Regions from separate parts of the Homo sapiens genome. Here all the other regions are linked to region 2. Evidence: chromatin loops called from intact Hi-C (ENCODE). Cell type or tissue: PC-9. All regions are shown on one strand. Each heading gives the region's core, and the rest is flanking DNA. Links, peaks and the distances in the headings are about the cores only. Region 1 overlaps LOC124903719 (a long non-coding RNA gene). Region 2 overlaps ZFHX3 (zinc finger homeobox 3). Region 3 overlaps ZFHX3 (zinc finger homeobox 3).

Region 1 (10,610 bases), core at 1,140-9,139, 180 kb before region 2:
TGATTGCATTTTATTTTATTCCAGACATTGTAATTTCAATGGTATTAGTTCATATTTAGAACTTACATAAATACAACTTGTCATTTTTAAAAAATCTATTGCAGTAGCAGTGACGCTGAGGCTAGGATTTGAAAGGGGGGGGAAGAGACAGAGAAGAGGGGGGAGAGAGAGAGAGAGAGACAGACAGACACTGACTCTTGTTCTTCCTGCGTTTGTTTGCTTGCTTTTTGGAGGTACCGTGCACCAGCCTAAGTGATGGCTTTGATGTACTGGGAATCGGTACAGTAGTAGGGTCCCTCGCTGCTGTCTTTGATTCCAGGGATCTCCTTTGGGCTCTAGTGGGATGTACCGCTCCTAGTCTTTATCTGAAATCCATCCTCTCATTTCAAGCCCTTTGGCTTCGTGACTGTGCTCCAAACTCTTGGAGGTAGCTGTAAGGCTTTTTTTTTTTTTTTTTTTGGCATTAGGGAAGGGGTATGTAATTTCCCCTTTCTACACCCTAGGCCTTTCCTCTATATTTAAATATATTGGCTTTCTCTCTTATGAATTCAGTCTGAAATTATTTTTCACTGCCTTTATTACATCCCTGCTTTTGATGGCAAAATAGCTTCCTGTGTTTTGAAAACATCTGCTTTCCAGGTTTCACACGAGAAAATTGATTTTACTTTTCTCTTAAGTCCAGAAAGGTAGAAAGTTGGACTTGTTTCCAAGTGCAACTTTTCCTTTTCTTGTCTTTCCTGAAGTTATCCCCTTTCAGTTCTGATTCACTTTCTCCCTTTTATTTCTTCTAATCACCCCTCCTCTCTTCCTCTCTCCTTCTAAAGAACCAGAGAAGACCGATTGCGTCTTATTTCAGAACACAAAATTAACATATATTTTTTGTCTAGTCTATGGTATGTGTTAAAGTTTTCTCCATATTTTCTTCATTCGTCCTCTGATTTGGGGGGAGGTAATTTTCCTTCAGTTAAAAAATCTCAGATTTGCAATTTAAAGTGGTCTCTATTCGAAGTCTCTGCTCTTTCACTTAAACCTTTACTCTAAGCTGTCCCCCTCCACTAATGCCCCCATTCTTTGGAGATGCTCTTTTCCTAGTTAATTTAAACATTGCTGCGTTTGCTTAGAGAGAGAGAGAGAGAGAGAGAGAGAGAGAGAGAGAGAAAGGGGAAAATAATAAGAAAGAAAAGAGAAGGGGGGGAAGAAGAAAGGAAAAAAAAAATCTTAAAAAGATTCTTAGCCAGGTTCCTATTGTTGCTCCTATGCATTCCACTTCTCGGTGTGTGTGTGCGTGTGTGTGTGTGTGTGTGTGTGTGCGCGCGCTCGTGTGTGTGTCGTGTGTGTGTGTGTGTGTGTTTTTAATACATGCATAAACTTTTGGAGCCTCTCTCCCTCTTCTAGGCTCTTCTCCCATCCTCTCTTCCTGCTCTCCTTGCCCTGCTCATCACTTTCCCCTGTTTTTTTTTTTTTTTCCTCCCTTCCTCCCCTCTGCCTCCCTCCACCTCCCCCTTTTCTTTTTTGCTGAATCTTATTGATCCAGAAGGTGGCTAATTAGCCCTTCCCGTCGTGCCTGGGTAATGAAGCACATGCGCACTGAATTAATCACAGCCATTTTTTGCAGGAAACTAATTAGCAGAATAAAGATCCAAAGACTTTTTTTTCTTTTCACTCATCAGCTCCCACTTCCAGCGCGTCCCCTCCGACCGCTGCAGCCGCCACCGCCGCCGCCTCCTCCTCCTCCTCCTCCCGGCCGCAGCCGCCGCCGCCGCCTGCTTTGCATCCCAATTACAGCCTAGAGCCGCTGCCGCCGCCGCCGCCGCTTCTCTTCCGTGGCCCCTGCCCGCTCCGGGGGCTGTAAACTCCCCGCCAACCATGCTGCTCGGCGGCAGCGGCGGCGGCGGCTCCGGCTCCCCGGCTGCGGCCGCCTCCCGCCCCGGGCTCCGCCGAGCGCGCTCCAGCTCCGCCGCCGCCGCCGCCGCCGCCGCCGCCGCCAGCAGCGCGTCCTCCGCCGCCGCCGACCCCCGCCAGCCGCCGCTGCTGCCTTGATGGGCTCCGCGGCCCGAGCGCCTCTTTTCGGGATTAAAAGCGCCGCCAGCTCCCGCCGCCGCCGCCGTCGCCAGCAGCGCCGCTGCAGCCGCCGCCGCCGGAGAAGCAACCGCGTAAGTGGCAACTTTTCCCTCTTTTTTTTTTCCCGCCGCCGCCGCCGCCTGCTCCTCCTCCTCCTCCCGCCGCCACCGCCCGGACGCGGGGCTCCTCGGGGCGCCCGGGCTGCTTTGCATGGGGCTCGTCCTGCCCCCTCCCGGCTCTCGCGCCCGGCCGCCGCCGCCCGCGCTCCCCGCGCCCGCGCCCTGCTCGCTCGCTGCGTCCCGCTCGCCTTCCCCCTACGCCAAACTTTCTCTTTCTCTTCTTCTTCCTCCTCCTCCCGCCGCTGCCGCCGCCGCCGCCGCCGAGCCCGGGCCGCCCCCTCCTCCCCGGCCCCGCGCCGCCGCCGCCGGCCGCCGGCGACCCCCGGGAGGGTGGAGGCGCCCGGGGCGAGGCCCGCGCGGCGAGTTTGGAGGCGCCGCCAGGCAGGGCCGGCCGGGGCGCGGGCCGAGGGCGGGAGGGCGGCCGGGGTACCAGCTCGGAGACAAAGGCGGCGGCCGGCGGTGGGGGGAGTATGGGGGGGTCCGCGGTGCCGAGTGCCCCCGCCCCCGCCGCTCCCGGCCCCCAACTTTGCCCCACCCCGAGAGGCGCCGGGGCCCCGGGCTGAGCAGCCGCGCGGGGCGCGCACCCGGCCCGGAGCAGTCGCCGCGGTCGCAGCCACTGCTGCTGCCGCGGCCGCCACCGCTGGCCGGGCGAGCGCCTTCCGCGCTGGGGCTCGACTTGCCGGCGACGCGGGAGCCCGTTCGGAGCCACGGGGTCCCGGAGGGGGCGAGGCGGCCGCGCGATCCTCTACCTGTGCGCTCTCCGCCCTGCCCCACTGGCAGCGCCGCGAGCGCCCAGAGGGGACTCTGCCCTGGACACTAGGGGCTCCCGGGGGCTCGGGGCTGCGCCGCTGGCCAGGGCCAGACCTCGCCCGGCCGGCCTTCTTCCGCCAGCTGAGCTCAGAGACATCCGAGGATGCCTTTTTTCTTTTTCTTTTCTTTCTTCTTCTTCTTCTTTTTTTTTTTTTTTGCTCTCGCGAATCTGGGATTGTTTACGTTGGGTTCCCCACTCTCACCCCTCGCCCGGCTCCACTCGATGCAAAAACCGTGTTCCTGAATTTTACATTATGCATTTTAATGTCCGTCTTTTTGCATATCTATTGGAGAGTAGATCTAAGTGTATTTCATGCAGTGTATATAATTAAGTTGTGTATGGACTCAGTACTCGGAGGGTTCTTGTATAACTATTGAATTAAAATATGTATATATCACTTTGCGAGTGAAGCTGTTGCTCAGAATCTGACTTTTGTTCAATGTTGTGCTATTCTTTGGACTGTGGCAAATTCTTTGATTACAAGCGCTTTCAAAAGGCACCCAGTCTTAACTTTTCCCCCTTGTTGCTTTCAAGTAGGGTAAATATGACAATTTTTATTGGTCTCAATTATTGAAACTTGATCTAAGCACTGTATGGACGGAGCATGCTGATTGCCTTTTTCTGGCCTCCAGTTCTAGTGACTTTTAAAAGGCAGTTTGTTAAGTACCTTTGAAGAATATGACAGACGGTGATCGCTTGGCTGTAATGCAAATTACAGAACATAAATTCACTTTGGAATTTAAAAAAGACTCGAGCCCTTTCAGTGGGGACAATTGAGGATTTATTATGTTTTTTAAAAAATTACTTTTTTTCCTCCCTACTTTGGGAGAATAGCTAGTTGCAGACCAACTTATTTGGAGGTCCTCCGAAAGAGGCTTGGGCAGTGGGCGAGGGGAGAAGATTGATCACAATCTGCATAATCAATAGGGCAGCGTGCTGCAATCGTGTACCTACATTTACTGTAAATTTCTACAATATCTGCAGCGTGGGTGCTCCAGCGCCTTGCTTGGCTTCTTAGAGAGGATTTAGAGGGAGAACAACCAGAATTTACTGCCCTGCCCTCCGGAACAATATAGGGAAGTCCACTCCATAGTAGCTCATTCTAAAACTCCATTTTGCTGAAGTTGTTTTTTTTTCCAAATCTGTTTACATGTGGGGGTTTCAGGAGCTGAACCCCCAAAGTGTAGACATCCTGTGGGTTGAGGGGAGTGGGGGGTATTCAGGAGACCTAGGGGTTGGGAGTTTGCTTCTTGAATGGGCACTTGGGGGGCCCTCTTCTTATCTTACAATGTTAGGTTTGTTGTTTTTTTTTTAACTAGTGCAGGTATATTAGAGATAGGAAAATAAAAGAGAATATACTAGAGATTGACGCAGTGTCAAAAGTATGAGTTGCTGTGTGTGTATGAGAAGAGAGATAGAATACAGACACAGTCAGTCTTGAAAGCTTGGTGGTAGGTGAATCCATATTTGGAGATGATTTTGAAATAGTCTAGCAAATGGTGTACGAAGAGGATTTCGTAAAAAGTGTACACGGAGTCAGTTTTGAAAAGACTGCGGTTTGGGAAGATGAGGTGTGGGCAGGAAAACCTACTCTAGGCCAGCAGCCTTCCTCTGTCTGTGTGTCTCCCTTCCCCCTCCTCGGGTTTTAGTTTTTAATTACTTAATGCTGAAACGCACAGGGCTTATATAAATATTTGCAAATGCTCTTTCCTATTGATTTCTCTGAATAAACTGCCCTGCTCCGGTCCAGAGAGGAGGCGATTCAGATCTGTGGACTTTTTAAACATACAAAGTCTCTGGAGGAGTGGTGTTCTCTGCGTGTGTGTGTGTGTGTGTGTGTGTGTAGAGTTGTAGGTATGAGGATTTGGGGGGCCCGCAAAGAGAGTTCAGGCTCTCAGTGGTGTGGGCCAAGAAAACTGGGGTGGAGCTGGTCCCATGGCCTGGCAGTCCTGACGTGTGTGTGTGTGTATGTGTGTGTGTGTGTGTGTGTGTGCGCGCGCGCGCGCGCGCGCGTACGTCTGCACCGTGTGGGTGTCTTCACTGGGGGAGTCTGGATGCATATGCACTTACTTCCCCCACCCCTATTAAATATGGAGCAGCTTTTCAGGACTCTGTGACTGCCTTCTCCTCAGGGTCACATTGAGTTTGAATCTGACCCAAGGTGCAGGAATCCTGCAATGGGGAAATAAAAGAATATACAGAACGGGGTCAGGTCAGCTGCTCAGAGGCCAAAACCCCTACAGCTGCTTTGATTTTATTTTTTGGTGTATATTTTAGGCTCCTCCTGCCATTGTACAAATTGTGCCTCCCCCTTTCAGGTGTTTGGTCTGTGGTTTAAAGGCACCAGAGCCTATGCCTGCATAGACATAGGCTCCCAGCAACAACAGAAAACCCACAATACCGAATCCAAAACAAAACCCGGGAGGAGGGGGAGAAAAAAACCCTATTGAGTTCAGGCAAATAAGGTTGGGTCTCTAGATCCGGTTACAAAGCAGCTTTGAATATGCAAGACAGTGCACAAGACCAGTTATTCCAGTTACAACAAACTATTAAAAAAAAAAAGAGAGAGAAAAGAAAAGGCATGTTTAGGTCGTAATTTGTTAGTACAAGGAAAAGAATCCCACATAAAGCTGCCTTTTTTTTTTTTCTCTCCCTTTGCTGGCTTCACACAGAATTCACTCACCCCTTTCCAATTCGTCTGCTGTATAGGTTCTTTTATTAAAATCTTTTGGGTTTAGGAAGATGGCTGCAAGCAACACATTTTCTGTATTTTTTTCCCCTTTATCTTAGAGAGAGAGAGTTGGCAGGGGTTCTGTGGTTTGCAGTTACACAATATGTTATCATGTTTTTAATCACTAAATCATTGCAGTGGTTATAGATTTACAGTCTTGGGGTATTACAGAGAGGAGCAACGGCGGCTATATATATGCCTTTAAATTACACCAATGTAAACTGAGTGCGGCAGCTGTGAATATGGTCGGCAGACATCTATTCCCTCCCCCACCAAGTTCTTTCTCCCTCTGTGATTTTTCTCCCAAATTTCTTGGTTTGCTTAAAATAAGCTACCCCTCTCTTCCCCTGTATTGTCTCTTCGCCACCTCTTCCAAAAAAATTAATTTTCATTTTAGACCTTTAACCCCAGAAAAGCTAGAATTCAAACTCTTGAGCTATAAACTTCGGATGAGAGTATAATAACAATAATAATGAAAAGTGTGGATTTCCTAAAAAAAAAAAAAAAAAAAAAAAAAATCCTCCTGGTTTCCATACCGACCTCCTGTATCGGGATGGAGGGTTGATTGCACGTCAGAAAGTAGGGGGGCGGGTGTGGGGGAGGGGAACCGGGCTGGTGGCGCTCGCCTGCCTGGAACCTCGAATGTCCTGTCCCCTGCGAGCCCACTTTCAGCTTCTGTTTTTCATATTATTATGTAACAGAATCCTTGGCAGCATTAAAAATTCAGTATTACAAGCTGATTGTAATGCTACCTCATTAGACAACACTGTCTGGCCTTGTATTAAGTGAAACGTGGAGCATGGCTTTTAGATTATAAACACCAATAAATATTAAGGATCAGCAGAGGGGGCAGTAGTAACTGGGTTTTGGGCTCCTTCTGGTTTTATCACTCCTCCCCCCAGCCCCCCAGATCATCTTCCCTTCAGCCCCTTTCCTCCCCCCTCCCTCCATGGTAACTGTCATGCGTTTTCTTGTGGGGCTGCTGATGTGTCGACCCTGGTGACATTTTAGGAAGGCTTTTTATAGAGTTTTCTTGTGTACACAAAAGGTTTGGAAGTTTGTTTTGTTTTGATCTGCAGTAAACAGGTCCTTCACTTTGCTGACGTCATTTCCGTTCATATTTGAGTTGTTGATTGTGCTTCTTTGCAGGGCCCTCTTATCCCTACCCCCGCCTTGCCTTTCAGCTCAGAGCCTGTGGCTGCCTGGGGAAGGGGGAGTGTGCTCCTAAGCTGCCAGGTCTGGGTTCAAAGGCTGAGGGTCGCGTGGCTGTGCCTCGTCCTAGGGTTTGCCCGCTGGGGAAGATGCTTCCAGCTTCAAATCTGGTTAAACACTCCGACATCCACTCGCCCTGGTATTTTCATGGCACGCAGTGATTCATCTCAGCTTCCTTTCTTTGTAACACCTCCCCCCACTTTGCCCCTGCCACACCTTGTCTGTGTCTTTAATACATCCTTATTGTCCACTTCTCCATGCCCCCACCCACCGAAAAACCTTGTAATGACGACTCGGAGACTTTGATTCAGTTGCAAATCTGAAGCTGGCATTAGTGGACCTCATGCTGTGAAAAAAAGAAAGTGTTTCAAGGCCTTGCCCCCGCAGCCTCCCCACCACCGCCTTCCATCCCTGTTGGGTTGTTTGTGCATGTGTGTTTCTCCCCGTTTCCTGCCTTTTCGTAGATATAAAGGCCGTTCTGGTGTCACTAAAAATGACTATAGTGTCCAGTGTCTCTTATTTCCATGTGATCTACAATTGGAACCCCCCTCCAAAAAAGAAAAGAAAAGCAGGATGAGGAAAGGAAAGAGGAAAATCTGACTGCATAGGCCCCAAAGGCTTTCCTCTAATAGAATGATGGGTTTTAGGTTAAAAAAAAAATTATTGTTTTGTTCTTTTAGGTTTAGAAATAATAGGGAGAGAGGGAAAAAGCAGTCATTAGGAAGTTCCCTGAGCCGCTTTCCAAGTAAGACGGGTGAAAAATGAACCAGCATTGACACTTGGCTCCATGTGAAAGCCCCTGTCACCTCTCCCCCCTTCCGTGGCCCTGGCCTTTTGTTTCTGGAGAACGGAGCTAAGGTACTTTTTCTCCCAGACCAAAGGCAGCAGGGAAGGAGTCCCCTTGTGTACGCATCGCCTTTAGATGGCCTTCTCATGGTTATTGTCAATGCAGACTTCCCCACACAATTGCTCCGGGGAGACAGAAAAGCAAAAACATTTGTCCTATTTTTTTAACCTCTTTGTTTTAGACTTCTTTTTTTCATCCATTCTTTAAATTTCACAGTTTCTATTTGTCTGCAGAGAGACAAACGAAACAGCATGAAGCACGTTTTTACCGTAGGCCTCACTGGCGATTGGAACAGCCTCAATAGAAATCCAAATTCTAAAACACTGGCTGACTTGGAGGATATGTGAATTTTTCAGCTCGGGGGCTCTGAAGTCAGATTAGCACAGATTTTTGAACCCAAATGCCCTAAAATGAAAAGATAGGAAAATAGGATTCTAGAATTATTTGGGGGAAAGCGTGAAAAAGGTCATCTTTTGTCTATCTTCCTGCCTTGTGCCCCATCCTTAGAAGCTTAATAGGGGAGAACTGCAAACCTCAATGAATTCTTCATTAAAAAAAAAAAATAAACTCCAACCCTGGTTGTTGTACTTTCGATATAGCATTTAATGGATCGTTTTAACTCACGTGTGAAAGTGCTTTTGGTACATACTATGGAATGGATACCGTGTTGGGATTTTTTTTTTTAAATCTACAATTTGTATAAACAGGCAGTATCCCATCGCCCATTTCTTTTCCTCTTCTGTTTCCCTTTTCCTTTCTTCTCCTTCCAACCTGCTTCCCCTCCAAGAATTCAGTGGTTAGCATCAGACCGACTGTAAAGGGATGTGTCAGACGGTGGGAATGGCCTATGAACAAAATAGGAGCCCACCTCTTTTTACTTGGCCCCAAACAAAGCGCCTCTCTCTCCTGTAATGTATGGACCCAGATTGCGATGCTGTCCTTAAGCATCTGTCCGCCTTTTCATTAAAATTCTCAATTTCAAGGTTTAGAAACACAAATGTAAGAATCCCCCTGTGTTTAAAAGTCTTGCATGGCAAATTCCCTTTGCCCTTTCAGAAATAATATTTTTGTTTAAAAAAGAAGGAGCGAGAAAGAGAGAGAGAGCTCTTTACCTAACATGTAAAGCTGTTTTAAGGCAACTTCTGTATTTTGGCTTTCTTAAAACTTGGGGCTTTGTAACTTAAAATTAATTTAGAAAAACTCTCCGAAATCACAGCTTTTAAAAAATGGTTACTCATTTGTATCTTTGTTGTGGGATATCATTGACAGATTTAGCACCTGAGCTGGGGAGGGTGGGTAAGGAAATTAGATAATGTTCCACCTACGATTTGGGGGTAAAAATTAATCTATGGAATTAGCACTGTAGGGATGGATGGAGGCCTTGAGGCTTCAGCAGAAAAATGTGAATCAAAACATCTGTGTGCAGGCCTTGGCACACCAGCTTCCAATGGTTATGAAGGCAAATGTGAGCTGTTCTGAGGAACTTCTGCATTCTGTTCCATACCCAGGAGGGCTCGGCCACCCAGCGGGTACCAGGCCCCTAAATATAACTGCCTCAAAATCATGGGGTGAACTCAGGCCAATTCAGCTCCAAATGGTTCCTTGTTTATTTCAGGAACGTTTGTTTTTGTTTCTTGCCCTCTTCTGGATTTTTCTTTGTTAAAGCCTCCGGGTTATTTAAGCACTAGTTTTAAAAATCAATGTATACGTATAATTTAATAAAAATAGAAGAACCCGGAAGGGTGCACAAATCTGTCTAAACCCGCTGTACTGTGAAAAGAGAGCCCAGGTTACGCTGGAAGTCAGAATGCTGACATCCACTGTATCTTAGAGATCATATTTACCTTTGCAAAAGTGGAAGGATACAGCATTAGTAAGTGTGTATGTGTAGAGAAAGAGAGAGACAAGCAGGTTTGGCTCGGTAGAATCATTGTAATTTACCAGCCAGCTCAGCGTTAGGGGGCAGGCCTCTGGCTTGGAGAGTGGGTAAGGGGAGGAGTAGGGAAGGGGTTAGCGCTCCCTGATTTATTTTTAAATATTTATCCTTTCGGCTGTTGCCAATTACGCTTTCCAGATGAGACGAGACTGGGTATGGAGAACTGCGAGGGAAGAATTGCCTTTTCTGAGAGTGGGTTTATTTGTCAGCAGTGTTCAGGATGGAGCGATGAGAATGTCAGGCTGTCACTGCTGGGTAGGCCATGGGTTTAACATCAGGCAGCTGCCCTCCGAAGAGCCAGGGCTTCCAGAGCTGGAGGATAGAATTTGCAAGGAGTATTTCAGAGGAACTCCTGATTTCATATGTAAGTGCAGAAGTTGCCAATTCCCTCTGAAGAGGTATTGTTTTTATGAATAAGGAAAATGAGTTTTAGTAGAGGTGACACCCAGCTTGTGTGTAGTCCCTCATTTCCATAATGTACAGAGGCCATAGATCACCTGCCTGTGGATTACCTGTTAAATTTTTGCCTGGAACAAAGGCAGGCTTGACTAGGCCTCATCATGTGTGTAGCTGGTGCCAGATAAAGAAAAGGAACTCAGGGTCACTCTCAGTTCTACTTGTCAGGCCTCTCAAGTGCAGGAGGCAGGTTGCAGGGTCTGCCTCTTGGGACAGTGGCAGTATTAGGGCAGATCCCGTCCGGGCCTTCTGCCCAGGCAGTGCTGCATCCTCCCAGGTTACTTTAATAGCTTGTTCTTTGGGCTTTCTAGCTTTTATTTTATTGAAGGTATTTGTCTGTGGGCCTACCAGGATCATGATGTCACCAGATTACGAGGTTGTCCCCTGTTAATAAAAATGAAGATAAAGCAGCAAAATTAGATTTTCTGAGAGTATCA
Region 2 (10,610 bases), core at 1,384-9,383:
CACACACCCCAGAGTGGTGTGAAGGCCAAAAATCTGACTCCTCATAGAAGAAACCTTTGTAGCGACTGCCCAGCCTCACTGGCACTTCAGTGTCTGTTCTGGAAAGCCATCTTGGAGACGCTATTGCTTCTAAGTTAGGGATATAATGAAGCCAGAGTCAGGGAAATTACGTCGATACCAGGCAAGAAATCTGAGAGCCATTATCTAGGAGCCTTGTTGAACTGAGTAATTAAGGGCAATTAAACTTTTCTGCTTGCTCTCTGCAAAATATGCTAATGATCTGGTCTGCTGGAAGGTGGACATATGCAGTGCTGTTTCACTGCTGTCAGACGCTGCTGCCCTGGAAGGTCCCCCTGGAGAAGGTGTGGCATCACCAGGATGGTCAGGTGGGCAGTGGGTTGAGCGTGCAGCCTCGTACCCAGCCTCCTGTGTCCTGGCTGGCTGTTCCAGGACTTGCACCTTTTCAGCAGTTATCTAGACCTGGCCGCAGTGGCCTGAGTTGCAGTGATTCGTATTCACTCATTCTTTGATGTTCTAGATCCACCATTCATTCGTTGCGTTATTTTTCTGGGATGATGAAGCTACCAGGGTTTTGTGCGTGTTGTTTCAGCATATGACACGTGGCACCAGCTGTACACTGCCCTTCTGGTTAGTGTTGTTCTTGGTCAAGGGCTCCAGGCTGTCTTCCATGCTATCTTCATGAGTGGGTGGCAGCACGTGCCCAACGCTGCCCACTGGGAGAAGCATTGATACTGTGGCCACTCACTGCAGAGAGGGTTTTTTTTGGCACAGCAAAAAAAAAAAAAAAAAAAGGAAAAAGGGGTACCTGCTGATGGTTCCTGGAATTAGGAGAGACAGTATATGGGTGTGTTTGCATTTGTTGAGGGGTGAGCATTGGGCGGGGGTCCTCTTTTTAGGGGTGTGAGTATGCCAGAGACCCCCGTTGGCTCATCAGAGCCCAGTGACATGGGGACCCCCAAGGGAGCCACAGGACATCATGTCATACCAAGTGTTCTTTCTGTGAAACCTTTATTTCGAAACATCCCAAGTCACCTTCGAAAGGTGTATCCAAGAAACTTGAAAATCTGAAACTCCACCCTAAAGTGAATATGGATAGCTAGCCAGTCAGTGGGTGTTTGTGCTGGGCTGGGAGTTGGGGGTGCTGTCCCTGGATTTGGGGGTGCTGTCCCTGGATTTCACTGGAGGGGAGAGACCTCCTAAAGCCGACAGTGTAGCAGGAAGTGGCAGCCGTCCTCTGCTGTCTCCTGCCATGTGTGCAGACCCCTCCCATATGGATCCCCTATCCTAGCCTCTGGAGTTCACACTTTCTCCACTGCCTGAATGGATGTTTCTCGAGAAATAATGATTTGTACCTGTACCGTCTTTAGGAATGTCCAAAGAATCCATTTCTAGGGCTACTTACATCCTATATGAAACTTGTTCCCGACCTTGGTAGGGGCCAGGGAGGAAATAGAACATGCATCTATCTCTCTGCGTACAGAAATAGCTCAAAGGCTTTTTCTCAGAGTCACAGATGTTAAGGAACCCCCTTCAAACTGTGACCCAATTATAAGAATTATGGTTCCAAATTATTTTTTTCAAACATTGACGAGCAGTGGAAAGTTTTGTGGCCTCAGTCTAAGTGCTGCCCATACCTCCCTGGTTCCTGGGCTTTCTGGTCTCCTGAGAGCCACAAGGAAGCTTCTCAAAATTCTCTGTTAATGCTAAATAAAATTTTAAATCCAGTTTCTGCATCATATTAACCAGATTTCAAGTGCTTAATAGTGCCATGGGGCTCATGGTTAACTTAGACAATACAGATTTCTAGAGCAGTTCAGAAGGTTCTGTTGGACCATGCTCAGCTCCTCCTCACTGGGTTTCCTCAGACTTCTGGTAGACCCAGGCTAGGTTTGGGGCTACATTTTCCTTAATATTTTTTGGCTTGCATTTTAGAGAAGTGTGGTTCCCGCCAGCCTGGATAGGGTACATCTTTTCTTGCTGATCTTTCTCTCTGTTTCACAGTTTTTCTCAGTTTGGGAGAACAGTCTTCAAATAAGCATTTAATTTTGCTTTTTGCTACTTATGTCTTATTCCATTAGCAGTTTTGAGGGACTTTGAAAGGACTTTGTAAAGATGTGTTTTTCAGAGTGGATGTTAAATGGGTTTTTATAGTTTTATGCCTCAAGACTATCTTGAGACCTTTTGTGTATATGTTAATAAAAGGAGCCATTTATTGCTTTTAAAAGATCTTTGACCTCTGCTCTAATTAGAATATCAAAAATCAGACAATGTGTGATTTTCCTGGTACAGGGCCATCTGTTGTTTCAACCCAAAATTTTATCAAAAATTGTCATATTATAAAGTCAAAAAAGAATGTGTGTATTTTTCACCCCCCGTTTCCATTGGTTGGCTGAAACAAAAGAAGTGTATTTTCTCACAGTTCTGGACGCTAAAGGTTCAAGATCCAGGTGCCGGCAGTTTTGGCTTCTCCCGAGGCCTTGGTCTCATATAGCCTGGTCTCTGTGAGTCCCCCTGGTGTGTCTCTGTATGATTAGGACATACCAGATAGATTGGATTAGGGTCTACCCTAAAGGCCTCACGTTAACCTAATCACCTCCTTAAAAGTCCTGTCTCCAGTCATAGCTACATCCTCAGGTACTGGAGGTTGGGACTTCAACCTAGGACACTGGGAGGACCACAGTTCAGTCTATTACCCAGACTTTCTGATATCTGAAGCCAGTTTCTTGTTTCCTTTTCTGTGGTCACTTTGGGTGGGGCAGGAGGGTAGGACAGAAGGTGGTGGGAGAGATGAAGGGAGGTCATGGAGATCCTGGAAGTCGCCTCGGACAGAACTGTCAGCGCCCACCAGGCCTTCTCTGGTTTCCTGCTCGCAGCACACGGTTCTCAGTGCTGGCCTTGGCATGGGATTAACTACTGCGACCTCGCTGGAAGGGGACTCCAAATGAAGCCGGAAGTGCTCAAAGACACTTGTTAGGACAGGAAAAGGGGTCAGAGCCCTGTGTCCTCTGAGCCCATTTTACCATGACTCTTTCCTTGCCTGTTCTCACACAGCCCTCACCGAAACCTTCTTGCTGGCAAACACCAAGAGGACTGACAGCCGGCCACGTGGAGGAAGGTTCTTGTGCCTGTGAAATTTGATGGTCTTAGCATCGAGAAAAGCTGCCTTTGCTGAAGGTGCTCCAGCAGGCTGGCCTGTGTTAGGCTCCTGTTGGAGGGATTTATAGAAATAAAAACTCCTTAGCTGGGCATGGTGGCTCACACCTGTAATCCAGCACTTTGGGAGGCCGAGGCGGGCGGATCACTAGAGCTCAGGTATTGGAGACCAGCCTGGCCAACATGATGAAACCCCACCTCTACTAAAAATATAAAAATTAGGCAGGTATGGTGGCGGGTGCCTGTGATCCCAGCTTCTCGGGAGGCTGAGGCAGGAGAATCACTTGCACCTGGGAGGCAGAGGTTGCAATGAGCAGAGGCCGCGCCATTGCACTTCAACCTGGGCGACAGAGCGAGACTCCGTCTCAAAAGAAAAAAAAGAAATAGAAACCCCTCCTTGCTGCCCACTGTGCTTTTAGGGACTAAGCAGATCTCCCTGGGCTTGTGTGTGGTGTTTGTGCTCTGGTTGGGGTAGATGCTACCTAGAGCCTTACAATTTTCTATGACCCATTAGGGTATAGAATTCAATAGGGGGCCAGCTGATTGACTGGACTTCCATCCAAAGGATTTCAGTTGCTCGAAGTACCTGAAGGACTTTTAATTCCTTGGTTTTTCCTTACCCTGTGTTATATACTCCAGGCTGGACATAATATAAAGATCCCAGTGTGTATATTGTTACCTTGTGTAGCTTTCATTCGGAGCCCGTCCTTCACTTGCGCTTCCAGGGCAAGTCACATCCTGCTTCCCATGGCTGGTCTTTCCCAGATTGAGCCTGTGATGTGAGCCTCGAGGGCAGCCTCCACAGGGCCGTTCCTGTCCTGCACGAGCATAAAGCAGAGGCGAACTCGGACCCTTCCTGGCAATCTTGGATGTCTCATGTCGCTAGGTTCCCATTGCAGCGGCCCATCTGTCTCAGTGCCATGTGGCTAGTGGCTGCTGTATTGGATGTGCAGACAGAAGCCATTTCCTTCCCTGGAGAAGGTTCCTGAGGACAGGGCTGCTGTAGACAGCAGCAGAGTAGGGACTTGGTACAGAGGCCCAGGGCCCAGGGCTGTGCTCTTCCCACTGCGTCTGGCCTCCTTGCTGCAGGCTGACAAACTCATCCACGGGACAAGTAGCACTTTGCCCCAGGGGTGGGATTCTTTGTGTCTAGATAACAGTGTGATCCATTGCTGGATTCTCTCCAGGATAGAAATGAAGAAATCCTAAGACTGCGGTGAGCAAAGCAGCAGCAGTTATCTGTGACTCTGCACACTCCAGAGCGCGTGCCTCGGGTTGCTCTGAGAAGTGGAAACAGTTTGCATGGTTTTCCTAATGTCCAAAGCCCTTTGTGACTTCCTTGTGTGAGTCCATTTCAGAAGCATTGAGAAGCCCCACAGCATGGGGAGGGCAGCCCTGATCTGATTGGCCCTGGCAGGGGTCCTCACTGGAGTGGCTTCTAGCCTGTCACCGGCACTGGCACCAGTGAAGTGCGTGTGTGATGAGGATGTAGCCTGGCCATCTGCTATGCAGCCTTGAACCCAGCCCACATGTTTTTATGGCAATAATGGGAATTTTGTAGTAGATGTCAGCTGGACTTTTGGTAGGTGAGTTTTTTTTGTTTTTTTGTTTTTGTTTTTGTTTTCTTTTTTTGTAGAGACAGGGTCTTTACACAGGCTGGAGTGCAGTGGCACAATCATGGCTCACTGTAGCCTCCATCTCCTGGGCTCAAGTGATCCTCCTGCCTCAGTCTTCCAAGTAGCACAGGCATGCACCACCACACCTGGCTAGTTTTTTCATTTGTAGACAGGGTCTCACTATGTTGTCAGGGCTGTTCTTGAACTCCTGGCCTCAAGTGATCCTCCTGCCTCAGCCTCCCAAAGTTGTGACTTGCCCTGTTCAGGTTTACAAGCCCACTATAATTCAGGTGTGAGTTGCCTCCTTCACCACTCAACCCGTGGCCCCCAGTTAAGGGGGCTTCTTTGGGCAGGAAATAGAGGCGCCATGTCTCCAGCAACCTTGAGTACAGGGCTGACTGCAAGGAGGAGGGGCCTGAGTTGACCTGAACTTTGAAGAATCCACGCACGTGCTTGTCTGGGATCAACATAGCTCTTTGGGGCTCTCTGTTTTAGCCCAGGGATCAGAAGTTTTTTTTCTAAAAACCAAATCCTTTCCTAGTGACTCACCGCCCAAGTATGAAACACAGGAAAGACTTTTGTCCTTTTAACTTGAGGACGAGTCGTCTCTACTACAACATAAACACCAGACACGAAGAATGAGAAACTTACTGTGCTCAGGGTGTGTGCTATGATGACTAAGGCAAACTGAGATTCTCCTCCTACGCTGGACACTCTGATGCGTGGTCACTTTCCGCAGACCATCTTCATACAGAAGACCGTGATGTTTATTTCCACAATAAGAATTTGATCTCACTATTAGATATTGTAACAACAACACCAACAACAACAACAGAAAAACCTACACAGTGCCTTAACACCTTTGTTCTCTTGGTGGCCCCAGCGCTGCGAGTCCAGAGGTCATTATCCGATTCTTGAGGGCTGATGACCTACTTCTGATTTCCATATCTAGCTGGCCTTGGACAGACAGGCCTGATCGAATTCTGCAGCCATTTGATTCCCTGCGGACCTGTGCCCAGACCCTGGGCGGATCTGAAGACTTCCTCAGAACACATAAGACCGGGGAGATTTGTGCCATACCGGGCTGTTTTCTCTGAGCTTTGCTTTAATCAGGAATGTAGACTATTTTTTGGTTTTGGTAGATGGCGTGCAGGGGCAGGGCATCCAGTCATTCCTGTAAGGCATTATTACAGGGCTAATTGGGAAATAGTGATTCTTTTTCAATAACTATTTTGGAATCACCCCCCTTTCTCCCCCGCCAAGTCTCTGTTCCCCTTGGGATTGTCAGGCTCACGTTGAAAGACCCCCAGAGGGAAGGATGTTGGCATATATCATAGATATCTGGAAAGAATGTTTCAACCACACCTGGCTGCCGTGTGTGAGGACAAATTTAATTTATTTTAAAAATCTGGCCACAGGCGGCTTTTTCTGTTTGTTTCTTTAGGGGGGAAAAAAATTGAAAAGCAGCAGCAAGCTATGGTTCACATTTGTTTTCTTCCAGATTGGACCAGCCAGGAGAAGAGAGATTATCTCTAAAGGATATGAAAGGTTTAATCATTTTAATTTTGTTTTTATTAAAGTATATCATAACTTTTTTTTTTTTCAACATGCCTGGGTAGAACAGGAGAGAAGAGGAGGTAATATAAATATACAGAAACCCTCAAGCATTTGGTTAATAAAACTTTCCAACGGGCGATGCCTCGTGGGGAGGAAGTGGTTGGATGGCTGGGGATGGTGGGCCGACTGGGGAAGGCGGTGACTGCGCTGAATCGTAGCCAGCATCTTGCAAGCTTCCTGTCCAGTTCCAGCAGACACTTGTGGGAGCTCAGAGCTTTCATGAAACTGAATGAGAAGAAGCTCTGACTGTGGGCTTATTCCATCATGTTTCTCAAGCGAGACTGGATCCCTGAGCCATCTGTGGCTGAAGAAGTCTGAATTTACAGAGAACAGTAAAATTTGCTTCTATAAGATTCTTCCACCCCTACCATCTCAATGAAATATTTGAACCCGGTTATTTTGAAAACTTGCTTTAGGCCAAAACCTCTGAAGTTGCATGCATGCACGTGTGTTTTATGAAGCGGCGAAGTTGGGATAAAAATAGCCTTAGTTTTTGGATAGAAAAACTATCCTATAAATTATGGTGAAACTGAGTAACCAGGATGCTAGATTAACAGGATTTTAGGCTCGTTTTCCCTTTAGGACAGAAAAATAAGCTCATTTCAACATTAATTCAATTGTCAAAAATCACCGGGGCATGGGCTGGAGTTATCATCACAGGTGTTCACTGTGGCCTCCCCTCTCTTCCAGGGCTGTAAAACTCTGCAAAGGCGTGACTGTTTGGAATTCCAGCCCTGGGACCGGGCAGGTTGTTGCATCACCTGATAATGATGAAATTATCTTTACCATTATGTTCTTACAAAGGCTTGAAATTTGACTTGCACATTTTAGACATCGCTTTAAGCAGCAGGATTAAAGCATTGTCATCTCGTTACACCTGACTTAACGTGGCAGTTCAGTTAACCCTATACCAGTCTTTAAGTTTTTGGCTGCATTAGCGTTTACAGTACTTTCCACAGCATTTTTATGGGCGGAATGGTTTGTTCATCAAGGAGAAGCAGCTCTTCTAGTGAAAGCTGCAACTCCAGTTCCCTGAATGAAGTAGAAACTGCACTGAGGCTTCAACTTAGCCGTGTGAGCAATGATCTGGCCTCTAGCAGGCTGTGTAGATAGTCACATGTTTTATGAAATTTCCCTCAGGGATTCCCGGGGCATCTGGGCTGTGCCTCCTGGCACAGAGGGCTTCCAAGAGGAGCTGTGTTGGATCTGCAGCCTCCCTGCAGGGCTGGGCTCACAACCAAGCCAGGTCTCCCCGCTGGGAAAGGGATCCAGAGCCCAGTTTCTGCCCCCAGTCTGCAGGTATCTGCCGTATTCAGTGAGCTGTGTTCCAGGTGGAAGAGCGGCCAGGCCACCTTACTGGCCTGTAAGTTTGGAATTCCCTATGGGAGTTCCCTATGGGAATTCTCTATGGGAGTTCCCTGAGCCAGTAAGGGGCAGTTTTCTTGGTTAATCTCAGCTAGAGTTGTATGAGCACTAAAACGGAACAAACACTGGCCCATATCATTCTCTGTGAGCTTCTTGATGGGAGCACAGCATCAACAGGTTAGGCAGCCCCCTTTCAGAGGAAGAGAGACCTGACACCTCTCCTGTCCAGGACTTCTGTCCCAGGTTGGACTGGATGACCCCAGCAGTTGTGGTGTGTAGGTCTTGGTCCTTGTTTTTGAAGCTGTATCACAGGCTATGAAGACAGCAGAAGGTGGGGGAAAAAAAGGTTATTCTTTTGTTTCACACCACTCAGCTATAGATCACAGAAACACTCCAAAGTGGCTTTAATGAGTTAGGAGGGCATGGTGTGGTGGCTTACGCCGGCAATGCCAGCACTTTGGGAGGCCGTGGCAGGAGGATACTGGGAGCCCAGAAGTTTGAGTCTACCCTGGGCAACACAGCGAGACCCTGTCTCAAAAAAAAAAAGAGGTTTCATTTTTCCTTATATAAGCAGCCTTGGGAGGAGGGCAGTCAGGTGCAGAAGTGAAGGTTCCACTGAGTCAGCAGACATCCACTTTCCTTCTATGTTTCCATGTAGCCATTCTCACCAAGCGCTTGTTGCCTCCTCATGGTCTAAAGATGGCTCCTCCAGGCCAGGCGCGGTGGCTCACGCCTACAATCTCAGCACTTTGGGAGGCCGAGGCGGGCAGATCACGAGGTCAGGAGATCGCATCCTGACTAACACCGTGAAACCCCGTCTCCACTAAAAATACAAAAAATTAGCCTGGTGTGGTGGCGGGTGCCTGTAGTCCCAGCCACTCGGGAGGCTGAGGCAGGAGAATGGCGTGAACCCGGGAGGCGGAGTTTGCAGCGAGCCGAGATTGTGCCACTGCACTCCAGGCTGAGCGACAGAGTGAGACTGTCTCAAAAAAAAAAAAAAAAAAAAAAAAAAAATCAAAAAATCCTCCATCTGAGCTCCAGGCACAAGAAAGTGAGGCTGGTGAGAGTGCATGCGTCACGAAAGACCACCTGTTTAAAAGTTTCCTCCAAAGCCCCGCCCACTTGCTTTATCTTACATCTCATTGGCTGGGACTGCATCATATGACTGTCCTCGGGCACAACAGACAACAGGTTTTGGCTGAGGGTATTGTGCTTTGAATAAAGTGAGTGTTCTGTTAGCAAGGAAGTATGCTTATTACGAAGGCAATTAGAAACATCAGCCATACGCCTTTTAAAATATAAGAAGATTAAGTAAACTGTGTTACGATTATGTGGTGGAAATCTGTGTAGCCATTAAGAATAATGTTCTTGATTAATATTTAAGGATATGGAAGCAAGCTCCGTAGACTGAGGGGTGGGTAGCAAGACCCAAAAACACATATAATTGTCACAGTTTCCTTTAAAATATCTATATGAAGACAGCACTGATTATGGACAATTTTCGTCTTCATACTTTCTCTGTTTTCAAGATTTTTGACAATAGGCACTTAGGCTTTTATGATCAGAAAAAAATTGGCGAACTTGAAGTGTAAGGAGCAGAAAACCTGGTAATTACTACCTCGTATATGAACTATACTTGATGGAAAAAATAAAATGAGTAATAAAAGGGAAAATCTATAAACACGTAGTGATAATGGAATGATGACGAGTAGCTGAGGTGGTACGGATTCATCAAGAACAAATCTCATCATACTAATAAGATAAAATGAAAGAACGTACCTGAATTCTCATTGAAAAGGGAAGTCGTGCAAATGCAAATTTGTATTCTGGGGCCTCTAAATGTGCAGCAGAAACATTTGCCATTTTCTCCAAGCATGCTTTTGGAGTCATTCAGAGGCATTCTTTCCCCTTCATTCTTGCATTGAAAACATTAGGGCATGTTGAGCTTTGCAGCTGTTTATTAAACATCTGTTAGTTGTAAATACTGGTTGCTGTGAGGGAATATAAAAAGAACAGAAGAAATGAGCCCAGCCTATGATCTTTTGGAAGGATGTGAAAAATACGCCCATTGAAGGTTAACAGGGTTCAAGATGATCCGTAGTGAGTAGCAGAGAGTGGAACAGGAAGTAAATACTCTGGGCCTTCGAGGGTGAGGAATTCCTGGACTGAATGGTGGGGAAGCTCTAAGGAGAGAGTCAGGCTGAAACTGGAAAGATAAATCAGTAGAGACAGAGGAAGAAGACCCCAGGCTGTTGTGGGAGTTCAGGACTCTGGTCGGGAGCCAATGAGCAGGCCATTCTGCCTAAAGAGAGGATCTTGGGCAGGGCCAAAAATTGCAATCCCATTTTCTTCCATCTTTCGGAAGTCTAGTTTTGCCCATCCCCCACCCCCCACCATCTTTTGAAAGGCGTGTAGGTGAGTGTGAATATCATAGATTTATTTAAAACAAATACATGGCCAGGCACGTGGCCCATGCCTCTAATCTGAGCACTTTGTGAGGCCGAGGCGGGTGGATCACTTGAGGTCAGGAGTTTGAGACGAGCCTGGCCAACATAGTGAAACCCCTTCTCTACTAAAAATACAAAAAATTAGCCAGACATGGTGGCGCGTGCCTGTAGTCTCAGGTACTCCGGAGGCTGAGGCATGAGAATTGCTTGAACCCGGGAGACGGAGGTTGCAGTGAGCCAAGATCACCCCACTGTGCTCCAGCCTGGATGACACAGTGAGACTCTGTCTCAAAAAAAGCAAAACACAAATACCTGAAAACTCCTATTTTTCTCGTAATCTCCTAAACAAATTGAGAACCTAGAGAGTACTTTCACATGTTGAATTCTGAGT
Region 3 (10,610 bases), core at 1,019-9,018, 76 kb before region 2:
GAAGAAGAGGAGGAGGAAGAAGAGGAGGAGGAAGACGAGGGTTGCAAAGGACTCTTTCCAAGCGAGTTGGATGAGGAACTGGAGGACAGGCCCCATGAGGAGCCTGGGGCCGCAGCAGGTAGTAGCAGCAAAAAGGACCTTGCTCTCTCAAACCAAAGCATTTCTAACTCCCCCTTAATGCCTAACGTGCTCCAGACCCTGTCGAGGGGCACAGCTTCTACTAGTTCTAATTCTGCTTCTTCCTTTGTTGTCTTTGATGGTGCGAACAGGAGGAATCGTTTAAGCTTTAACAGTGAGGGCGTCAGGGCCAATGTGGCAGAGGGCGGCAGGAGGCTGGACTTCGCTGACGAAAGTGCCAATAAAGACAATGCCACAGCACCAGAACCAAATGAAAGCACAGAGGGTGACGATGGGGGCTTCGTTCCCCATCACCAGCACGCTGGCTCCCTCTGCGAGCTTGGGGTTGGGGAGTGCCCCTCGGGGAGTGGCGTGGAGTGCCCCAAATGCGACACGGTCCTGGGCTCCTCCCGCTCGCTGGGCGGCCACATGACCATGATGCATTCTCGTAACTCGTGTAAGACACTCAAGTGCCCCAAGTGCAACTGGCACTATAAGTACCAGCAGACCCTGGAGGCACACATGAAGGAGAAGCACCCGGAGCCGGGGGGCTCCTGTGTCTACTGCAAAAGCGGGCAGCCCCACCCCCGGCTGGCACGAGGCGAGAGCTACACGTGTGGTTACAAGCCTTTCCGCTGCGAGGTGTGTAACTACTCCACAACTACCAAAGGCAACCTCAGTATTCATATGCAGTCTGACAAGCATCTCAACAACATGCAGAACCTGCAGAATGGAGGGGGGGAGCAGGTCTTCAGCCACACTGCCGGGGCGGCGGCGGCGGCGGTGGCTGCGGCGGCGGCGGCAGCCAATATCAGTAGCTCCTGCGGGGCCCCCTCGCCGACCAAACCAAAAACCAAACCCACCTGGCGGTGCGAGGTGTGTGATTATGAGACCAACGTGGCCAGGAACCTCCGCATTCACATGACCAGTGAGAAGCACATGCATAACATGATGTTACTGCAACAGAACATGACCCAGATCCAACACAACCGCCACCTGGGCCTCGGCAGCCTGCCCTCACCCGCCGAGGCCGAGCTCTACCAATACTACCTGGCCCAGAACATGAACCTGCCCAACCTGAAGATGGACAGTGCTGCCTCGGACGCCCAGTTCATGATGAGCGGATTCCAGCTGGATCCCGCCGGGCCCATGGCCGCCATGACGCCTGCTCTAGGTGAGGATGACTACGTGTTTGTCTGTTTTCATGATAGGAGTTTAACCAGGGAGAATGGTGAATAGGGTGAGATAGTCCTGTGGATTCAGTTGACTCTGGTCTTCTCGAGTGGTTTTTGTGTAAACTGGAGTGTCTTACAATCAAGTATTCTCAAGAATCCCTTGAACTGTGTGTGTACATATGGAAGAGTTTATGCATTCAAAAGAGATATGCTTGTACTCTGGCTACGTGGGGCCAGGATTAAAATGTGAGTGTTTCCTCTAGTTTTCTGTTCCCATTCTCTCTTTCTCTGTCTCTTCTTTCAATTTGAAAAATCACTATAATCACCTAAAACTTTGGGGTTTCATCGAATATTTACTGAAACTTACAGGAAACTGTAGCTGAGGCAATCATTTCAATAAGAGGACTAGGGACAGTTACCTCAATGATTTAAGTAGAGACAATCATCTTAATAATAGGAATTCGGAACCACAGTGTACGTTATTCAGATAACTAAAGGCTGATTCTGTGCCGAGCTAGGGAACCATCCAGATAGACTTCTCAAAGTTCTCTGTATATTTATGAGGACCTCAATGAAAGAGATGTTTTTTTTTTTGCTTATTTTTGATGAGTACTTGGTGATTAGAATAGTTGGAAATTAATTGGGAATTAAATTCCCCAGTGGCACTGTTGTGAGGGGTGTGAGAGATGAAAAATGAGTAAGTTGTAAAAATTGTCCATCAAGGAAAGTTAACTTTTAATAGCAGTTAGATCCTGGTTAGCGGAGCCTTCGCTGCCAGGAAGAATGACCTCTGCTTTAGAGAAGCTGATTTGGCTCTGTTCAGGCTCCCAGTCTTACCAATTGGCTTACAATATCTAGAATAGGACCAAGAGTGTAGGATTTGGGTGCTAAAAACTTTGAGTTTTTACGTAGAACGAACCACAGCCACTTTGAGGATAGCTGCTGCTGCCAAAACAATCTACAGATGGGTTTCATGAGAACCTTCTGATAGTTGGGCCACTCGTGCCTCCACCCGGTATGCTTCAAACAGGATCCTGCCTGCGTCCCATCCCGTGACGCTGCTAATGGACTTCGTGGGACCAGTGACAATGGCCTGAATTAAGCAATATGCCATTATTGACATGGGAATAGGTTGTTCTTGGCAACAGAGTGTCAGTGAGGACTTTTTTTCCAGGATGGCTTAGATGACTGCAGGGCCAGGCCTCAGCAGTTGGCAAGTGTTTATTTGTGTGGTGTTTGAGTGCTAATTGTTGCCGATGAGTTATATTTCAAAGCATTCCATTGGTTTTTCTTGCTATGTATTCAGTTTTTAATCCTTAGTACTTTAATCTCATTTTCCATTTTGAAATATTTGCCTGTTGATCCTTTATTACCAAATGATTTGAGGGTATTTGAAACCAACTGGCTAATTGTGGATGCACAAGCACTGGTCGTCTTATTTGTCACCAGGGTGAACCATGCACACCAGGAGATGGGAGTGAGTACTCTAAGGTTTTCTTTAAGCCAGTAGGAATTAGAAGGAGTCATAGAATCTCGGGAGGTAGATCTTGGAGCAAATCAAACATAACGGAGGTGGAATGAAGACAGAACGTGGGAACGTGGGTAGGTTCATGTTGGGTCAAAGTGAGGGTTTTTTTTTTTTTTTTTTTGAGACAGAGTCTCGCTCTGTCACCCAGGCTGGAGTGAGTGGTGCCGTCTCGGCTCACTGCAACATCCACCTCCTGTGTTCAAGCGATTCTCCTGCCAGAGCCTCCCAAGTAGCTGGGATTACAGGCACCCGCCACCATGCCTGGCTAATTTTGTGTTTTTAGTAGAGATGGGGCTTCACCATCTTGGCCAGGCTGGTCTCAAACCCTTGACCTCAGGTGATCTGCCCGCCTTGGCCTCCCAAAGTGCTGGGATTACAGGCATGAGCCACTGTGCCCAGCCTAAAGTGAGGCTTTTTAATTACCTTAAGAACAGGTAACTAAGGCTTGTATTGAGAAGTAGAGAAATATTTCGCTTTCACACCAAGTGTCTGTGAGTCTTTGGGGCATCATGCACTGTCCTGGGCATTGCGGCAGATTCAGAAGGAGCAGAAGAATGAAGCCCTGTGTTGTAGACACACATGGAAGGGCCACACCATATTTCTTAGACTGGAGCTCTTCCTCCCAAAGGATTTATCCAGCTCAGTCACAAAGGGCTCTTGAATTTCCAGTGTCACTACTTGTCGGCCACGGGGAGTCCCTGGAAACCTGTGCCTTCCTTGGGCCGCGAAAACTGCTGAGAAGGTGTGAGAGCCACAAATCCTTTATGCCAGAAGCTCGAGTGGGTGTGGGGGCCATAGGAAGTGTCCAAAAGACTTGGAATTTGAGTTGTATGACCTCAGTAGGAGAAACCAACTTATGCAAATAAAAACAGCCATAACTTTCAGTTCTAGCTGTGGCTGTACTGGTTTTTTTTCCCCATGGTCCATTTATAAGATGGCTGTAGGTGTTATTAGATGTGACTGAGTTCTGCAGGGAGAAAAATGTTTTTGTGAAATACACTCCTCTTTACAAGGTGATTGTTTTCATACTTCCCTTGGCAGAGCCCTCTTTAGTATCATCAAACAGACACTGATTGTGGGGTTGCTTCTTTTCAGAAGCCTTTGAGGAAAGGCTTGGGGCTCCTTCGCCTAGTACAGTCGGATCTGCTGCTCTTTGTAGACAGCACATTAGATTTGAGGCCTTGTGAACATCCTCCCAAACCTTCCTTTCGACTCTGAAGTTTAGCATAGCACCAAGAAAGGGGTTGCTTGTCGGGGTGGCTGTGTGTTTCCCAAGTAGCCAGCCAGCCCCTGGACACCTGCACAAGGTTTAGCAGCTCCCTTCGTCTCCCTTTCATTCCAGAGTGTGCCTTTGAATCCATGCACCTTCCTGAGGATGTGCTGATGGGTGGGCTCACGTGTCAAGGTGTCAGTTCCAGTGTTAGAGTTAGGTGCATACCCAGAGATGGGGACCTGCTCCAAGACCACGTATCCAGTGTGGCTCAAGACTAAGGACCTGCCAAGTTCTTTTTTTCATTTCTTTTTTTTGAGATGGAGTTTCACTCTTGTCGCCCAGGCTGGAGTGCAATAGCGCAGTCTCGGCTCACTGCAGCCCCTGCCTCCCGGGTTCAAGCAATTCTTCTGCCTCTGCCTTCCGAGTAGCTGGGATTACAGGCATGCGCCACCATGCCTAGCTAATTTTTGTGTGTTCAGTAGAGACAGGATTTCACCACATTGGCCAGGCTGGTCTTGAACTCCTGACCTCAGGTGATCTGCCCACCTTGGCCTCCCAAAGTGCTGGGATGACAGGTGTGAGCCACTATGCCCAGCCCCAGTTTCTTATTTATAGGGGCCCTGCTCCTGTTTGTGAACTGGGTGAGATTCCCCCACTTTGTGGCAGCTGGATTAGCGGATTTGTAGGATTCTAAGCCCTGGGCTTGTTTCTCTGAGGCATAGTTCTCGAAGGGAGTTTTCACTTGCCTGTCATCCTCACTCATTTCAGCACTCTGCTGCTTCTGTCCTTTGCATTTCATTTTAACAGCCTAGAATGCTGGCCAGGCATGGTGGCTCATGCCTGTAATCCCAACACTGTGGGAGTCCAAGGATCACTTGAACCTGGGAGTTTGAGACCAGTCTGGGCAACATCTCGACAAAACATTTTTGTTTTAAGATCAGCCAGACGTAGTGGGGTGCACCTGTAGTCCCAGCTACTTGGGAGGCTGAGGCAGGTGGTTCACTTGAGCCTTGGTGGCCCAGACTGCAGTGACCCACTCCAGCCTGGGCAACAGAATGAGACCTTGTCTCTTGAAAAAAAAAGAGCTTAAAGTGGAAACTGGGACTTCGTTCCTCTGCTTATTCCAAGGACTTCTCATTTTCACTCAGGCATCAGCAAGTGACAGCTGAATTTCTCTTTAGAGCGATGTTGATGTGCCGGGGTGAAATCTAAAAAGTGGAGACGATTTGATGCTTCAGGTGGTTGGCATCAGAAACAAATATATGTTTGCTCCTTGTCTTACCCTCCGGGCAGTTTCTGCTTTGACTGAACACTGAGTATGTTTCCTGGATGTTGCCTGGCCTTCGTCCCCGTTAAGGGATGGAGCTTTTAGGCTTTTTTTTTTTTCTTTTTCCTTTCTGTTTTTCTTTCTTATCCTAAAAAGAATGACATAGTTATGGTTCCTCTCACCAGGGGAGATGGGAAGACAGACAACAAGCCGAAAGCTTCCTAAGCCTTCTGGAATGCATGTGCAAAAGATTTCTGTGGCTTGCTAGACTGTCCGTGAGCTTCAAACGCAGCTGCTGGTCTGCTTAGCAGAACCTGTACTGATCTTATCACTCGAGGTGACTTGTGTAGCGTCAATAAGAAAATCATAAAAAAAAGAAAAAAATATTTTCTCTGATGAGCCACTGACTTGGATTCTAATCAGTTGTAAAAAATAAAATAACCTCAGCCCAACCACACATAAAAGGTCAAGTTTAAATTTCACTTGGGGGGTGGGGCAGACCTAATAGCTCAAGTGCACGTGTGTTTAGGAAAGAGAAACTAGACGCCAGTGCCCAGCCTTCTGCTTGACCGTACGCTTCTAGGAACTGGAGGGAAGGCTGCTCTTTTTAAGCCATTCTCCTGGTAGAAATAAGCCCTTGCAGTATTAATTTACCATAGCAAATGTGAGCTTGTACCCGGTTTATGCAGGGCAGTGATGGACTGAAAAAGACCAGGGTGGGAGAGGGAGGAAGAGATCTTCGCCCGGCCCTTTCGTGGAGACGTGGAGCTGAGCCTCGTGTCTCACTGCCTGTCTCAATCCACTTCCTGAACGTGCAGCAGTCCCGCTCTTTTTTCACTCTTGTCTGGCACAGCAAACATTTGGGCGTCTGTGCACTCTGTAGAGGGCCAGCGAGGATAAGACTGGACCCCTGTCCTAGGGAGGTGGTGCCCTGATGGGGATCCCAGCTATGGTGCATCTCTGTAGGTAGGTGACTGAGTGATAAAGGGAAGGTGATTGGTCCTAGGGTAGCCCCACATGTCACCCAGGGCAGAGGATCAGGAAAGAGAACAGGTAGCCCTACTGAGAAGACATGGGAGGGTTGGCAGCATTGACTGACGGGAGGGATATTGACCAGAGGGCAGCAGTGAGGAGTAGAGGGATTACTCTCCAAGTCTTTTTTTGTTTTGTTTTGTTTTTGAGACAGGGTCCTGCTCTGTCACCAGGGCTGAGCTGAGTGGCATGGTCTCAGCTCACTGCAGCCTCTGCCTCTCAGGCTCAAGCCATCCTTCCATCTCAGTCCCTGAGTACTGGAACTACAGGCACACGCCACCATGCCTGGCTAGTTTCTTTTGTATATTTTGTACACCATGTTGCTCAGACTGGTCTTGAGCTCCTAAGCTCAGGTGATCTGCCTGCCTTGGCCTCCTAAAGTGCTTGGATTAGGGGTGTGAGACACCACGTCCAGCCCCACTCCCCAGATCTTTGCTTTAGAGATGCACTATCCAACCCAGGCGCCACTCACCACCATGTAGCTTCCTAAATTTAAATAACATTGAAAATTCAGTTCCGTAGTTGCACTACCCATATTTCAGGTATTTATTAGTCACAGGTAGCCAGTGACTGCTGCACCAGATGACACAGCCATAGATTGTTCTCAAGGTGGCAGAAAGTCATGTTGGTCACTGCCACCTCAGATACATTCTGGGCCCAATTCTGGTTCCCCATGAAGGCTTGGTATGTTACGATTGCAGCTGTGACTCATTTCCAATTTTGGAAGGTCTGCAGTTTGAGATTCTGTTATATCCAGTGAATGATACATATTTCTGTCTTTTCTTGGATCTCAGAGAAGGGATGAATTGAAATATTAAAGAGGTGGCTGGGCGCGGTGGCTCATGCCTGTCATTCTAGCACTTTGGGTGGCCGAGGCAGTTGGATCAGCTGAGGTCAGGAGTTCAACACCAGCCTGACCAACATGATGAAACCCTGTCTCTACTAAAAAAGACAAAAATTAGCTGGCCGTGGTGGTGGGTGCCTGTAATCCCAGCTACTTGGGAGGCTGAGGCAGGAGAATCGCTTGAACCCGGGAGGCAGAGGTTGCCGTGAGCTGAGATTGTGCCACTGCACTCTAGCCTGGGCAACAGGGCAAGACTCCATCTCGGGAAAAAAAAAAAGAAAAGGAAATATTAAAGAGGCTATGGCTCCTAACTTTTCTAGGTGTTCTTTTCCTAAAGAAAGAAAATACAAAACCTGCCAGAAATCTCAGAATGTCCGCAGGAAAGATTGAAACACATCAGGTTGACTGTGTTTGTTTGTTTGCTTGTTTTCCAGCCAGTAGCCCTTTGCAACACTTGAAATGTCATCTTCTCCTTTTGGACCCCAGTTGAGGGTGGCGGAGGGCTGGGGGGTGCCTCAGCTGTGGCCGTGACCATGAGCCTGGTGTCTGACTCTCTCCTTCTCTCCTTCCCTGCAGTGGGCGGTGAGATCCCCCTAGACATGCGGCTCGGGGGCGGGCAGCTGGTGTCAGAGGAGCTGATGAACCTGGGCGAGAGCTTCATCCAGACCAACGACCCGTCGCTGAAGCTCTTCCAGTGCGCCGTCTGCAACAAGTTCACGACGGACAACCTGGACATGCTGGGCCTGCACATGAACGTGGAGCGCAGCCTGTCGGAGGACGAGTGGAAGGCGGTGATGGGGGACTCATACCAGTGCAAGCTCTGCCGCTACAACACCCAGCTCAAGGCCAACTTCCAGCTGCACTGCAAGACAGACAAGCACGTGCAGAAGTACCAGCTGGTGGCCCACATCAAGGAGGGCGGCAAGGCCAACGAGTGGAGGCTCAAGTGTGTGGCCATCGGCAACCCCGTGCACCTCAAGTGCAACGCCTGTGACTACTACACCAACAGCCTGGAGAAGCTGCGGCTGCACACGGTCAACTCCAGGCACGAGGCCAGCCTGAAGTTGTACAAGGTAAGGCCCAGCTCCTTATGGCTCAGGCGCTCTTTCTGAAAGGAGGGGGTTGCGCACCGGGGAGTTAGGGAGCACTGGGGAGGAGTCGGACAGTCTCTGGCATGGCCTGCTTGGCTGTTGGTTGGGAACCTGGAGTTGAGAGGAGAGTCGGCGGTGTCCACTTTGTCACCAGGTGGAAACGTGACAGGTTCAGTGAGTAGCTTGACTAGCTGAAGGTTCTCTTTCTGGGTGCCCAATTTTGGGTCAGGTTTTGTTGACAGCGCCTCTAGGGTTGGTTCTTTTCTTTCTTACATGGGCTCTTTTGCATCCTCTGCTCCTGTGGTTTCCCTCTCTCCTTTAGGCTTTCTGTTCTCCTTTTCCATCTCTTTATTCCTTTTTTTTTTTTTCTATTTCTCCTTTCCCGGATGCTCCTGGGGTGTTTTGTTCCTCCCTTCCTTCTTTCATCCATCCATCATTCCACCAACATATGTACACTGGGTACCTTCTCAATGACAGGTACTGTTCTGGGCATTTGTTCACATCAGTGCATGAATCTGACCAAAAAAAAAAAAAAAAAAGAAAAGAAAATCCCTGCCCTCATAGAGCTTCCATTCTTTTAGCAGGAGATGGGTGAGAAACGATGGATAAATTTTGTAGCAGGCTAGAAGGTGCTAAATGCTGTGGGGAAAATTGGGTCCATGAGGGGCCTCCTTTGTGTGTTTTTTTTTTCTTCCCCGCTCTGTTGCTTCCTGGGTTCTGTGTCCTCTTTCTCTTCCTTATACTTTTTCTTCTTCTTCCTGGGCTTCTCCCATCCTCCCCCTCTTCCTCTGTCTCTTCTCCTCTTCCCTCTTTCCTGTCCATTTATTCTTTCTCTCCCTCCACCCTCCGCTTTCCCCCCAGCCCTTCCCTCTACTCCATAGACGGCAACCGAGGGGGAGGTGCTCCGGATACTGTAAATAGTCCTTTCACTTGCACGGCAGAATTGCTCCAGACGTCTCTATTGATTTTCACTGGACTTAAAGCCTCACCTTTTTCTCTAATCATCCCATAATGGCTTTAGTATGAACAATCAGGTACAAATCGCCATAAATCTCCCTGGCCTGATCCCACACACCTTCCACTCCCTCGCTCTCTCTTTTCATTTTCCTCACTCCCATTATCAGCCTCTCCTCCTGCCTTTCACACTGTTTCTCGCGTCTTTGGGCCCACGAGTGTTTGGTTTCTGCTGGCCCCGAGCTAGTTGAGTCCCTACTCTACTCAGAATGATTTTAAACGGAGATTCCATATAAGGAAGACTTCTAGTCCTTTGCCCATGTCGGCCTCTGCCGGGGTTGATAATTGTACTTCATTTTATAGTTGTTCCTTCTCAGGATGTGGGGAGGCCTGCATAACGTAGTGCTTAAGAAAGCACTTTAGGGAAAGGAGGAGAAAGCAGGAATGAGGTAGAGGGGATAGAATGTTCTGGAACTGACTGTGGACTCAGCTATGGTGCAGTGAGGAAGGTCTGGACACCACGCATCCAATCCCCTTATCTCAAATGAGCAAGAACCTTGCTGGACTGGCTTAGTTTTGCCACCATTAAAAGAAAAAAGCCCTTTGCAGTCAGTTTAAATTGGAGGTCTGAACTGGCCACAGGATGGTGCCGACGTGGTCAAGAAAACCTGATGGAAAAACCAGTGGAAAAAAGAATTTCCAAAGGACCCAACTGAGTAAAATTTGTACAAAGGACTCGGCGTGGCCATTGAAGGTTGCATGCAACTTTGATGAAGGTCGTTTAGAGGTGGCATGAAGCTGGCCTCTTGCATCCAAGGAAAAAATTGCCCTTTAGACTCTAAAATGCACACGGTGGCGATTAACTCTCATGCTGCATCCTCCGTGCGGCTGGAGTCTTGAATAAGAGTCTGTCAGGCACTTGACTTTGCTTCTTACGGGCCTGGAACTCGGCGGATTTGCTGAGAACATCCTGTTTTGGTCCCCAAACTGTGTCCACGGATCACACCCAGAGAGTCAGGGTGAGGTGTGGTTGGAAGAGACGAGGTTTATTTGCATGTTTCTGCACTGCTGGCCTGTCATCCTGGGACTTTTTTCTCATTTCTTTTTTTAAGGTAGAGGAAACTGTTGCTCAAAAAGATGGCGTGGGTAGAAGGGTCCTGAGCGTTGGGATGCAGGGTAGAACGTGGACCCAGCACCTGAAGGAGAGATCCTGAAATGGTGCATCTGGCCGGCACATCCCCGGAGTGACCAGCCTGAGGTTCAGGGCAGAATTGCCTCCGTCAGGAGCCAAAGGTCATTAGTCTAGTCTCATTAGTCCTTGGGTAATGAATGGCCCTGTGCCTGCCCGGGCTTCGCCACAGGGGGCGGGGAGCTCTCCCGCTCACTCCT

What was found. A loop is a pair of places that touch in the nucleus more often than their neighbours do. Peaks named below come from ENCODE experiments on the same cell type or tissue, not always from the same donor. Only the 100,000 strongest peaks of a DNase experiment are listed, where the experiment ranks them.
Region 1: a loop joins it to region 2, with 11 times the contacts of the local background. A loop is called at or near these places in 5 of 110 quality-filtered maps.
Region 3: it touches region 2 in a loop (6-fold over the local background); 3 of 110 quality-filtered maps call a loop at or near these places.

What each region holds. Positions count from the first base shown.
Region 1 is chr16:73,050,073-73,060,682 of GRCh38, reverse strand. LOC124903719 (a long non-coding RNA gene) reads right to left here. Exons shown (of 2, transcript XR_007065116.1): 2 at 9,895-10,557. It also overlaps a transcript of ZFHX3 not described here. Among named protein-coding and RNA genes, the nearest start is that of ZFHX3, 7.2 kb to the right of the region's middle. RefSeq lists silencers at 1,806-1,915, 1,996-2,085, 2,166-2,385, 2,666-3,065 and enhancers at 2,396-3,128, 4,968-5,480, 6,545-7,045, 7,046-7,546. In PC-9, for the core only: a CTCF peak has its summit at 3,033; DNase peaks (open chromatin) are centred at 5,522 and 7,122; H3K4me3 peaks cover 6,246 bases; H3K27ac peaks cover 6,041 bases.
Region 2 is chr16:72,872,375-72,882,984 of GRCh38, reverse strand. The region is part of intron 4 of ZFHX3 (zinc finger homeobox 3); the gene reads left to right. LOC124903715 (a long non-coding RNA gene) reads right to left here. Exons shown (of 2, transcript XR_007065111.1): 1 at 9,552-10,610; 2 at 6,345-8,085. Among named protein-coding and RNA genes, the nearest start is that of ZFHX3, 170 kb to the left of the region's middle. RefSeq lists enhancers at 4,226-4,727, 4,742-5,941. In PC-9, for the core only: no CTCF peak of the experiment used is centred there; DNase peaks (open chromatin) are centred at 5,344, 6,594 and 7,154; H3K4me3 peaks cover 401 bases; H3K27ac peaks cover 4,395 bases.
Region 3 is chr16:72,948,108-72,958,717 of GRCh38, reverse strand. It overlaps ZFHX3 (zinc finger homeobox 3), which reads left to right. Exons shown (of 10, transcript NM_006885.4): 2 at 1-1,291; 3 at 7,753-8,249. Among named protein-coding and RNA genes, the nearest start is that of ZFHX3, 95 kb to the left of the region's middle. RefSeq lists an enhancer at 10,072-10,610. In PC-9, for the core only: no CTCF peak of the experiment used is centred there; no DNase peak of the experiment used is centred there.